Linked DNA regions of Homo sapiens: region 1 is linked to region 2. A link is a contact called in ENCODE Hi-C or POLR2A ChIA-PET data. All regions are on one chromosome and are shown on one strand. The core of a region is the stretch at or near the end of the contact, and the rest is flanking DNA. Distances in the headings are between cores, read along the strand shown. Region 1 has its middle 58 kb from the start of LINC00598. Region 2 overlaps FOXO1 (forkhead box O1).

Region 1 (5,849 bases), core at 154-2,653, 49 kb after region 2:
TTAGGTCCAGTCTTTTTTTTCTTTTTTTTTTTCTTTCTTTTTTGGAGATGGAGTCTTGCTCTTGTCACCCAGGCTGGAGTGCAATGGTAAGCTCTCAGCTCACTGCAACCTCCGCCTCCCAGGTTCAAGCGATTCTCCTGCCTCAGCCTCCTGAGTAGCTGGGATTACAGGCACCTGCCACTACACCCAGCTAATTGATGTATTTTTAGTAGAGACAGGGTTTCGCCATGTTGGTCAGGCTGGTCTCGAACTCCTGACTTCAGGTGATCCACCCACCTTGGCCTCCCAAGTGCTGGGATTACAGGCGTGAGCCACTGCGCCTAGCCTAGGTCCAGTCTTTGTCAAGAATACTTTATAGTATTCTGCGACTAGACAGGGTGGGAAGCACATGATGTCCACTTGCCTTTTGTATGATATTAGCAGCCATTGATGACCATTGTTATTGTCATTATTTCATGAAGATTACAAAATGGTGATATTCTAATTCTACCATTTCTTCTTCCTTTTTTTTTGTTTGAGACAGAGTCTTGGTCTGTCTCCCAGGCTGGAGAGCACTGGCGTGATCTCAGCTCACTGCAACCTCTGCCTCCTGGGTTCCAGCTTCAAGTGATTCTCGTGCCTCAGCCTCCCAAGTAGCTGGGACTACAGGCACATGCCAGCACACCCAGCTAATTTTTGTATTTTGAATAGAGATGGGTGTCCGCCATGTTGGCCAGGCTGGTCTTGAACTCCTGACCTCAGGTGATCCGCCTGCCTCAGTCAAAGTGCTGGGATTACAGGCATGAGCCACCATGCCTGGCCCAGTTCTACCATTTCTTCTAAATTCATTAGCTGAAAACTCTTGTGGTTATAATTCCTTGAAATGACTATTTGGATGCCCTATCCTCTATCTTGAATAGCTCCAGGAATGCCCGGAATAATTTCTAGAGTTATTTATCTGCTTTGTATCACTAGTTTTTAAGTTTTCCGCACAGTGTTAGGCTACAGTTGTTGCTTATTAATATTTACAACAACAAGAAAAATAATCATTATGTTCTGAGCACTCTGGGGGCAGGGTCTAACTGAAGCACTCATCAGATCCTCTGAGCTGGAAATTATTATTCATAGACACTATGGCTTTCCACATAAGGTGACAGATTTATCAAACAATCTCTGATCTTCCGTACGGGTTTCTTCCACGCCATTGTCTCCAGTATGGATATGTGGAAGATTTTCCTCTCCTTTAACTTTTTAGGTTTGAAAATATTTCTACCATTAAATGCCTTTCGCTGTGTGAAATAATATGAACCCAGGATAAACATTCAAATAATAGGATGTTGACTATTCCCATTAAAGTTGAAAGAGGAGGCCCATAGCTACAGCATGAGTCATCCCTACTCTGGCCGCTTACTGTGTCAAGTCAGGAATTTAAACAGATCCTTTGCCCCTCACAAAGGCTCCGTTTCCTCCTCAGTAGAATGGGAAAAAATAATACTGGGTCATGACTTTGTGCCAAAGAGGTGTTTCCCACTATAGACCAACTGGAGACAGCTTGGGCAGATGCTGGGGTCTGAAACCTTTTCCAAATAAATATAGGAGAACACCATCAGAGGGAACACGCCCTCCCTGGTGAGATTCCCCATTTTACCTTCTTCGTGGCTTAGTGTCTTCTAAAAGGAAATGATCTAAGTGACTAGATGTGTGAAGGAAATTATTAAACAGAATACTCAAAATTGGCCTTGATATGAGAGAAGAAAGTGTTTAGGGTTTGAAAGACTAATGAGTTTATGCGACATACTAGTCCCTTTCGCAGGAACAGATACTTTTCAGCTGGTTCATAGGCAGGTTTGCATTCTCTCTTGATTGGACGAGGGGGATTATTTCTTGTATATTAGGCTGCTTATGGCTTCTGCTTCCTAGCCCTTGATTCTCTTTCACAATTATCTTCCACAAGCCAGCAGTTTCTATTCCTTTGCACATTTAACTCAGCTATAAGATGATCTGTTTCCCCTCAAAACCCCACCAAAGATTGCTGTTGATTTTCTCGAAGATACAGATACTTTCAGTAAATGTTGACCCGTCTCTGTTGTTTTGAGCTGGAGAGTCAATTTTACACATAGAGTGACTGTGCATCCCAGTTTTCCCAGGACAAACTTACGCTTGTTGCCATACTGTAGTTATTAACAGTACCCTCTTTCACTTTCAAAAGTGTCCTGGTTTGAATGACAAATCACGTGGACACCCTGTTTATACACAATAGTTACCCGTTACTTTTCTTCTATTGCATAAGAGGGAAATGGAAGATCACCCTTAAAATATCACAGTAATAATTGCCTTAGAAAGATCTACTGATGAATGGTAAGTTAGAGGGCAAAAGGGAGAAATAGGATATCTACATAATCAAAGCATCTCCAAATCTACAAAGCATCTCCCCTCAAATATTTTCTAATTATAAAGGGGGAAAAGAATGAGATTACAGTGGAAAAACCTGGAAGATACCACTTTTGCCAAATGATCAAGATTATCATCACCAGTGGTAAGATAAATCGACATCATGTACTTTTTTTTTGAGACAGGGTCTCACTCTGTTGCCCAGGCTGGAGTGCAGTGGTGCCATCTCAGCTCACTGCAACCTCCACCTCCCAGGCTCAAGTGATTCTCGTGCCTCAGCCTCCCTAGTAGCTGGGATTACAGGCACATGCCACCACGCCTGGCTAATTTTTGTATTTTTAGTAGAGACAGGGTTTCACCATGTTGGACAGGCTGGTCTTGAACTCCTGGCCTCAAATGATCCACCCTACTTGGCCTCCCAAAGTGTTGGGATTACAGGCGTGAGCCACCGCGCCTGGCCTGTATATCCATATTGTACCTGCAATAATATAGCACACTGTGTTTCATGTATTACATAACCTGTATATTGCTTAAAGTATGGTTTCTACATTCTGGAAGTTAGGGAAAGGTAAAAAGACCAACGCCTTTTTAGTTGTGCAAACTTGAGTACCAGCTCTGTCCATTATTAGCCATTTGCCTTTGAGGAAATTATTTAAGCTCTTGGGCCTCAGTTTCCTCATATACTTTCTTATATGATGCACTGAAAAGGGCACGTCACCTCTGTGGGAATCTTGCCAGAAATGTATAACCTGTTTAATGGTGAGAAAACACATCAGACAAACCCAAGTTAAGGGATATCCTACAAAATATCTGACTAGGACTCTTACAAATTGTCAAGGTCCTGAAGGACAAGAAAACACAGAGGAACTGTCTCAGCTTGCAGAGCACATGAGGATAAATGCAGCAAAGGATCCTGGATTGGATCTTGAAACAGAAAAAGAAGACATTAGTGGAGAATCTGGTGAAATCCAAGTATAGGTAACAGTATCATACCAGAGTTAATTTCTTGGTTTTGATTATTGTACTATCAGTATGTAAGTCATTAACAGTAGGAGAAGCTGGATGAAGGGTATGTAAAAACTCTCTTTCCTACTTTTTTTTTCCCCAAGACAGAGTCTCACTCTGTTGCCCCAGCTGGAGTTCAGTGTCACTGTCATGGCTCACTGCAGACTCAAACTCCTGCACTCAATGGATTCTCCTGCCCCAGCCTCCCAAGTGTCTGGCATTACAGGTACGCACCACCACACCCAATAATCTTTTTTTTTTTTTTGAGAGGGAGTCTCGCTCTGTTGCCCAGGCTGGAATGCAGTGGCGTGATCTCAACTCGCTGCAATCTCTGCCTCCTGGGTTCAAGCAATTCTCCTGCCTCAGCCTCCCAAGTAGCTGGGACTACAGGAGCCCACCACCACACTTGGATGATTTTTGTATTTTTAGTAGAAATGGGGTTTCACCATGTTGGCCAGGCTTGTCTCGAACTCCTGACCTCAGATGATCTGCCTGCCTCAGCTTCCCAAAGTGCTGGGATTACAGGCATGAATCACCACGTCTGGCCCCAATAATCTTTTATATATATATTATTATTATTATTATTATACTTTAAGTTCTAGGGTACATGTGCACAATGTGTGGGTTTGTTACATATGTATACATGTGCCATATTGGTATGCTGCACCCACCCAATAATCTTTCTATTTTAATTGTTTTGCAGAGATGGGAGTCTCTCTATGTTGGCCAGGCTGGTCTCGAACTCCTGGGCTCAAGAGATCCTCTGGTCTTGGCCTCCCAAAGTGCCAGGATTACAAGCATGAGCCCCCGTGCCAGCTCTTTTAAAAATCAGGAAAGCACAGGAAAAGAGTGAGTGGGTACGCTTGGCTGGAAGTCAAGGGCCTGGCACGGGGTTGTGGAGCCAGGCTCTTCCTGGCGGCGGGGCTGTGGGGAGCTGGATGGCTGGACTGAGGTTACTGAGAGCCCTCCTCAGCCGAGCAGCAGGGGATTTACCCATCAAAGTAATCAGGGACAGAGTCTGAACCTGTCCCCATTGGCTCAAGATAATTAAAAGGGGATGGAAAAAATGTTATCTTTTAAAGGGCTTTGGGAGGTTGAGGCCTTCGCAGGAGAATGGCCAGGAGACTAGTGTGTGCAAAGAGGCAGGCGGATGATCCCCATCCTACAGGGGCATTTATTTTGTGGACACCGGGGTCACCTGGGAAGCAGGTCTGGCCTCAGTTCTCCGGCCTGGGGCACTGTTTGTTCTGTGTCTCGCTTGTGGAATAAAGAGGATTCCTGTTTCAGTGAGGAACCACACCTGCTCAGAGGGAAAATACTCTGCTTGTCAGAATCTTTCACTTTCTGTGAACCAGCTCCTTGGCCTGATAGGGTCACAGGGCCCAGGAGTGGTCAAGGAAGCTTCTGTGAATGTATTGAACGTCAAGAGTGTCCAGGGGGATGTGTGGTGTTTGGCCCGATTCCTGTCATTGCCAGTGGAAATGCCATCTCTGGAGTTTGCCCCAGGTGTTTGTGAAGCAGGTTGGGATTCGGAGCTGAACGCTCCTCTAAAGATATGTGCTGGCTTCTTATGTCATGGCTAGACAGCCCCTGCTGGGCCTGTTTGCTGTCCCTTTCTCTTTGCCCCTGAGTTGTGTCAGGAGATTTGAGGAACTTCTGACTCATCCTAGCAAGTGGCTATGGCCTTTTTGCAAAAAGCTGTGTCCCAAGGGAAGAGGCAAATGTGACCCAGGTAGGTGCCAGCAGTCACATGGCTTGCAGGGATGACAAGCTCAAACAGGACTTGATGGCTGGGTGTGATGGAAACCATAACACATGATTCTTGGGAGCAGGTCCGTGCTGGCTGGCAGGATATTTGGCTCTGTTTGTGTTTGAACAGTCTGACAACAGCCATAAAGCCTAGCAGCTGTGAGGTATTTCAGGTACCGGAGGACTTCTGGACTTCGGTTAACCTTGGGGTCTTGGGAGTAGAACTTTAGCTTTGAATAATTTAAGGGCTTGGCCTGTAACCTCACGCCTGTAACCCCAGCGCTTTGGGAGGCCAAGGTGGGCGGATCACTTGAGGTCAGGAATTAGAGACCAGCCTGGGAAACATAGCGAAACCCCCTCTCTACAAAAAAAAAAAAAAAAAAAAAAAAAAAAAAAAAAAAGAAAGAAAGAAAGAAAAAAAAAAAGAGCCAGGTGTGGGGGCACGTGCCTGTAGTCTTAGCTACTTGGGAGCTGAGGAAGGAGGATTGTGTGAGCCCAGGAGGTCCAGGATACAGTGAGCCATGATTGTGCCACTGCACTCCGGCCTGGGTGGCAAAGCAAGACCCTGTCTCACAAAAATAAAAAATAAAAAAAAAAAAAAAATAAAAAAAGGAAGCAGTGAGACAGCTCTTACTTAGAAAAGGAACCCTTAAGCCCTCTGCATATTCAGTTCTGGAGACTCTGCTAAGAGCAGCCCTTCCATTCATTAATTTCCTGAAGAAATG
Region 2 (5,981 bases), core at 2,867-5,366:
AGTTCTCTATAATGGTGACAGGGTGGCTTAAAATGTCTTAACTAAATGCAAATTATCTCAGAGCCAAAAGTTGAGCACTTGAAAGCCAATGAAATATCTATTTAAGGAGCACAGAAGGATGTCAGAGAAGGATCCAAAGTCCTGATTTTTTTGTTACATTATATTGGGGTAGATTTACTGCAAGCCAGAGGATTCTTTACGTAATTAACTCCCATTTGAAAAAATAGCAAACAATAAAACTATTTTTTTTCCCTTTACCTTTGGTATAAATAGAACTAAGCCATAGGTTGGTATGTTTAGTAAGTAATAGGTATTAAGTAAGTAATATGTATTACTTACATTTTACCATAGTTGAAGTGTGAACTTGAAATATTTTTAAAGCACAGTCTACAGTGGTAAGAACTTTTCTTTGCTGCAGTTTTAGATTACCTAGGAAGAAGACAGTGACATCCTGGAATGATTGTAAATTGGTGCTTGAAACCCTGGAAGTGAACTGTTTTCCAGTGGCAGGATGATGTGAGGTTCAATACTTCTCCCCTTTGAGTCTTAGATTTTAAATAGTCTAATTCCAAAATATTTCCTTAGGCTGGACACGGTGGCTCATGCCTGTAATTCTAGCACTTTGTGAGGCCATTGTGGGCGGATCACTTGATCCCAGGAGTTCGAGACCAGCCTGGGCAACATAGGGAGACCCTGTCTCTATAAAAAAAACCAACAAAAATTAGCCAGGCGTGGTGACATGTGCCTATGGTCCCAGCTATTCGGGAGGCTGAGGTGGGGCCATCACCTGAGCCTGGGAGTTTGAGGCTGCAGTAAGCAATGATCACGCCACTGCACTCCAATGTGGGTGACAGAGTGAGACCCTGTCTCAGAAACAAAACAAAACAAAAAAGCCCCCAAAACAAAATGCTTCCCTTTATTCTTGAGGCATAGTTGATGTTTTAATGGTGTTATAAACATAATTATTATCTTATATAGGCTGTGAAGTGATTGCTTATTGGTTTGGTACTAGAAACCATATACCTTTAATTATGTTTGATCATGTGAGACCCAGAAATGCCTCCTGTACACGCCTTTACCATTTCTTGGGAAGACAATAGGGGCCTGCCATCACTGTGAAGCAATAAAGTGTAAAGGATTGGAAAATAGGGATTGGGATTATTGAAACTGGAAAAAGTGAGGGAGTAATTTAAATTCTGTTTTAGTTATTAAAAGTCTGGTTTCCTGACTGTGCTAAGTATTGCAGAAAGACAAAGTGTGAGACAAAATATTTAGATCTTCAGGAGCTTACATTCAAGACAAGGTTAACCTGATGCTGTAGTTCTGGTTGTGTTCCTCCAAGAGGCAGGAGAGGAGAATTGGAGATATTCAGAACATGTTTGGGAGGAATGTAGTAATCAGGGCACCCTTCTGGTTTAAGTTGTCTTTTCTGCTTCGCTGCTATTCAGAAAGTGAAAAGCTTTGTTCTGGAACTTTGAGATATAGATGGGTCTTTTGCTTTTAATAATTTAAGGTAACTCCTTCAAAGATATTGCAGGTCTAGTTCACAAAACAAATTGTACAGTGAGCTGAGAGCAACTTTCTCTGTCCTGAGTTTTGATGAAGTTGTTTTTTTTAAATCATGATCAGGATACAGGTCCTCAATTAGTTTGTCTGGAATTTAGTAAGCGGAGTGCTGGAGATTGGAGATCAGAGTAGCATGAAGATTGAATAAGATGGGGATTGCACATTCTGGTTTACCCAGTTTGGAAGAGTAATGCATAGGTAATATACAGGTTGTGTTGATGGGTGAGGATACAGATGTCACAGTTTGTGAGAATTCAAGTGTAGTGATTTATTTCATTTAATCTACTGGCAGAGCTCTAATTTACTTATGGAGCTGTAGAAACAAAAAATTTCTAATAGGGCTGAGTGCGGTGGCTCACGTCTGTAATCTCAGCACTTTGGGAGGTCAAGGCGGGTGGATCACTTGAGGCCCGGAACTCGAGACCAGCCTGACCAACATCATGAGACCCTGTCTCTACTAAGAATGCAAAAATTAGCCTGGCGTGGTGGCACACAGCTGTAAAAATATCTCAGCTACTCAGGAGGCTGAGGTATGAGAATTGCTTGGACCTGGGAGGTGGAGGTTGCAGTGAGCCAAGATCGAGCCACCTCACTCTAGCCTGGGCGATAGAGTGAGACTCTGTCTCAAAAAATATATATATTTTTAGTAGTTTTTGCTATAGTTTTATGAAAGTAACAAGACTAGTAAAATTATAAAACAATTGGCCTTTATGGTCTAAAGCGTTCTTATTTATAGCCACCCAGAATGTATCATCTGCTAGTCTCCACTCTGCTGTCTGTCCTTTCCATCATCCCTCTTGGGCGCCCTACCTGGCTGGCCTGCCCAGTAAGTATGGCACCAGGTTTCCTGTTCTGGGCCTCTGGCTGCTTTGTACTTCTCCATTCCTGGAGGTCTCTGGACCTTCAGCTGCTCAAAATTCAATTGCACCAACTTTGACTGAAGTGCACTGCTGATGATCCTTCTCTTTGTGAGCCTTGCCTCTTCCCTATGAGCTACTTTCTGCCTAGACCTCCTCATGGTGCCGTGTCCAGAACGTGGGAGCCACCCGGCTAGGAAACTCAACACTGCTGCCCTCCTAGCAGTAGCAGCAAGCTACAGCTTGCCCCCTTTCAAGGTGTTTGACCCTGTTGGATTTCTCATTGCTCCCCTTCTTGCTTTGTATTTTTTTTGGCAGGAAGAGTCTCTTTTATTTCTGAGCTGATTTGCAGATCAGAAACGATGGACCTCTGTTGAACTCTGAAGCAGTCCTCCCTCTCCACTTGGGACTGCTAGTCCTCTTGCCTTTGGTATAAAGGGGTCCTCCATCTGTCCCCAGGCCCCATCCTCCGAGAGGCCTTCCAGAACCTGAGCATTGTGTTTTTCTTTTTCAATACTTTAGTACCTTAGAAACCAGAAAGTGATAAATGAGGAGAGTAGGTATGAAGTAGAAGAGGATTTTGATGGCCAGCTCGTAAAGTGTAGCGTTAAGTGAAACATTGTGATGTGAACAATTTGGTATTTTTGAAAGTCCTAATGCTACTTGTACCAGGTGAAATGTTTAAATCTCTCTCAAGCCCCTAGCATTTTGATATTCTTAAAAAAGAAAAAAAAAGCCACACAGAAGGCATTAGTCCAGCGTGGTATGTTATTGAAACTGGAACGATATTGCAGCATATCTCCACATCTCCCGTTGACGGCAAAGCTGAGCCAGTGAAACAGGTGTGAGCCTTTGAGACTGCTGGGATAACCCATGCTGTGGAGATGGAAAACTAAACTTTTGAGTGAGTTTTCTGGTTTATTGGGATTCATCCTTGGTATATCAGCAGTTGTGGTTTCAAGGTTCCATATTTTAGTTCTTGTTCCACTTGATGGAACACTTGACATCTATCCTCTTCTGTAACTCCGCAAGAGGGGCATTTGGTTAATGGTCATTTTGGAAAGAAAGCTATTTTGGGGACAGTAATTGCCTGGAGTCTTTATGTAAGAAGAGACCGAAGAGTCTTAGCAAGGAGAAGGTTTCTGTTTGCGGCATTTGGCCCATAGTATAGTACACATTCCTGTTGTGTTGTTTTGTTTGCATCATTGGGCTTAGATGTTATTAGATATTACTAGTCTAATCCAATTCCTTGTTCTTGGAGAATAGGTTTCTTGTTTATCTGAATGGCTTTTCTTTGCGTCACTATGCCAGAATAGTCATTCTTGGACAGAAATGATGGTTTTAAAATCTCTCTTACATTTTAAGACCTGCTCTAGGGGTTGTAAAATAGTACTGCTGTTATTGGGAGGAGTTGGGTAGGGGCCACAGCAGCAGGGAGAGAGAGGCTCCCATCGTACAAACTTGCAGACTTTTATTAAAACGTATTTATTGATTGCAAATTATGTCAACAGAGTGAGGCTTTGGTAACTCTTCAAGTTACTAGTGTTTCCTTCTTTGCATAGTTGTTTCCCATCACCCTTTAAACATCTGCTGCTTCTGGTCTTGTCCAGTCATGCTTGAGTGATCAGCCCCAGAAGTCTGACAGCTCTTCCTGTCTTGACTCAGGACAGTCCAGGACAGCTGAGCTCCCTGCACTGAAACAATGGGACTCCTGAAAACTGCTCTGCTGTTGACATGAGAAGCACATTTCCTCTTTCTTAACTTCCAGAAAGTTACTGTGGTGGCTTTGAAATTTGTTCTGAAACAATAAGCTCAAAGGATTCTGTTAATCTATTCTGATTAATTTAGGAGGCAGCAGCATTCATTATTTGACTTATGTTAGTGGTTAATTAACCAAAGTAGAACATGTTCACTTTTTATAAATTAAATGCTGATAGAGTAACAAAGACGAAATATTTTACAACACAGATCCTTGAATTTGACTCTGAAATATTCTGTTATTTTGCAGCAGTTTCCGGTTTTAGTGACACTTACATACTGTTTCTATTATTAGCAAGTTTTGAATTTAAGTAACTTGAAATGGATATGAAAGTTGTTTCTATAAATAATACAGACTGTACTCATGTGAGAGTTTTTTTTCTTTAATTTCATTGTTGGCCTTGATTGGGGAGAAGATTTATATTTTATGCCAGTCTTTTCTTGTTTAGAATTGGCAAGAATTGGATTGAGTTGTATTAAACTGTTTATGTGAATAGATAGTTACTTTTGAGATGTCTTTGAATGTAGAATATTCTTGCAGCCATTTCTTGATGGTCTGCCTTGACTGTCTTATGGACAGTTGGCATCAGTGACACTTTCATTTATTTACTTATTTATTTTTTTTTAGACAGAGTCTCGCTCTGTCGCCCAGGCTGGAATGCAGTCGTTCGATCTCAGGCTCACTGCAACCTCTGCCTGCTGGATTCAAGTGATTCTTGTGCCTCAGCCTCCAAAGTAGCCGGGATTACAGGCATGCACCACTATGCCTGGCTAATTTTTGCATTTTTAATAGAGATGGGGTTTTACCATGTTGGCCAGGCTGGTCTTGAACTCCTGACTTCCAGCAATCTGCCCACCTCGGCCTCCCAAAGTGCTGGGATTACAGGAGTGAGTCATCACTCCTGGTCAATCAGTGACACTTTTAAATCACTTGTGTCCTTGACTCTTTTTATGTTGTCTTTATGAGGGACAGGCCCTTTATTCTACCAAGGAGACCTCCATAGTTGCTCATTCTGAATTCTTTCAGGAAGATTTGGTTGAGGGTTGTTCATTAGGCTGGGGCCTCTGCCGGGGTGGGTTGAGATTAGATGGATAACAGGAAAATAATCATAGTGCTTCCCAGCCCCTGTAAGTGAGGGGTCTTCTTAGGATAACTTTTTGGCTTGGAGTAAATGTCCCCCCCAAAATCTTAAACTCAGTTTAAGGGTGAAAACTTAAATATAATTTGTTCCTGGACTTTGGGATTCTGTGAACATTTGTTTGCTTCTGTTAGTGATGGTTATGGAGGGTTTAACCGCCCACATTTTCACTACCTTTTTAGCCCAATAAATGGAAAAAGAAAAGGTAGGCAGGGAATTTTGTTCCACTTAAAACATCAGTTGGCCTGTTCGGATTCAGGTGACTCAAGGTTTGGTAATGAAGCTAGAGAAGTCTTGTGCAGATACACTCAAACTTCCTGACTGTGCAGTTCAGGGAATTGTAAGTAGAGCCTGAGCAAGGAACACCTTGATTGTTGGAGAGGAAAGGTGGAAGATGAGCACTCCCTAATCCTCCTCTACTCAGTTTCTTTAGGGTTAAATGGGCATTTATTTAAATGTAGGATTCTGCTTGCCTGAACTCCCAAGGTTCTGTTAATTGAATTGAATCCTTTCTATCCTGGGCTTCCTCCCGCACCATAGCAGATGTGAGGATATGGAGCATAATGCAGTAGTGCTCTGTACTCTGTGTTATGCAATTTGAAAAGTGCCGTTCTAGCCCGAAAATGTTAGTGCATTGACTCTCTTTCACATGAAAGGCCTT

The links. Hi-C counts contacts between places; a loop is a spot of excess contacts on that map. ChIA-PET counts read pairs that join two places held with the same protein, here RNA polymerase II (POLR2A). Pooled maps may share reads with other maps.
Region 1: a map of endothelial cell of umbilical vein shows a loop between it and region 2 (5-fold over the local background). The contact joins two enhancer-like sites. A Hi-C loop is called at or near these places in 2 of 168 maps with a recorded cell type or tissue (Caco-2 and endothelial cell of umbilical vein), 5 of 37 single-sample maps with no recorded cell type and 5 of 50 pooled maps. POLR2A ChIA-PET finds 5 or more read pairs at or near these places in 8 of 52 experiments (CD4-positive, alpha-beta T cell, CD8-positive, alpha-beta T cell, GM12878 and 5 more).

What each region holds. Positions count from the first base shown.
Region 1 is chr13:40,536,110-40,541,958 of GRCh38, reverse strand. No RefSeq gene overlaps it. Among named protein-coding and RNA genes, the nearest start is that of LINC00598, 58 kb to the right of the region's middle. RefSeq lists enhancers at 130-677, 678-1,227, 1,228-1,777 and a silencer at 4,093-4,387. Within about 2 kb of position 1,403, at least 7 of the 41 ENCODE cell types and tissues checked have a DNase peak (open chromatin) inside an H3K27ac peak, as active enhancers do; they include endothelial cell of umbilical vein, where a contact is called at or near this core.
Region 2 is chr13:40,587,931-40,593,911 of GRCh38, reverse strand. All of the region lies in intron 1 of FOXO1 (forkhead box O1), which reads left to right. Among named protein-coding and RNA genes, the nearest start is that of FOXO1, 76 kb to the left of the region's middle. RefSeq lists enhancers at 3,894-4,133, 4,144-4,203. Within about 2 kb of position 4,116, at least 20 of the 41 ENCODE cell types and tissues checked have a DNase peak (open chromatin) inside an H3K27ac peak, as active enhancers do; they include endothelial cell of umbilical vein, where a contact is called at or near this core.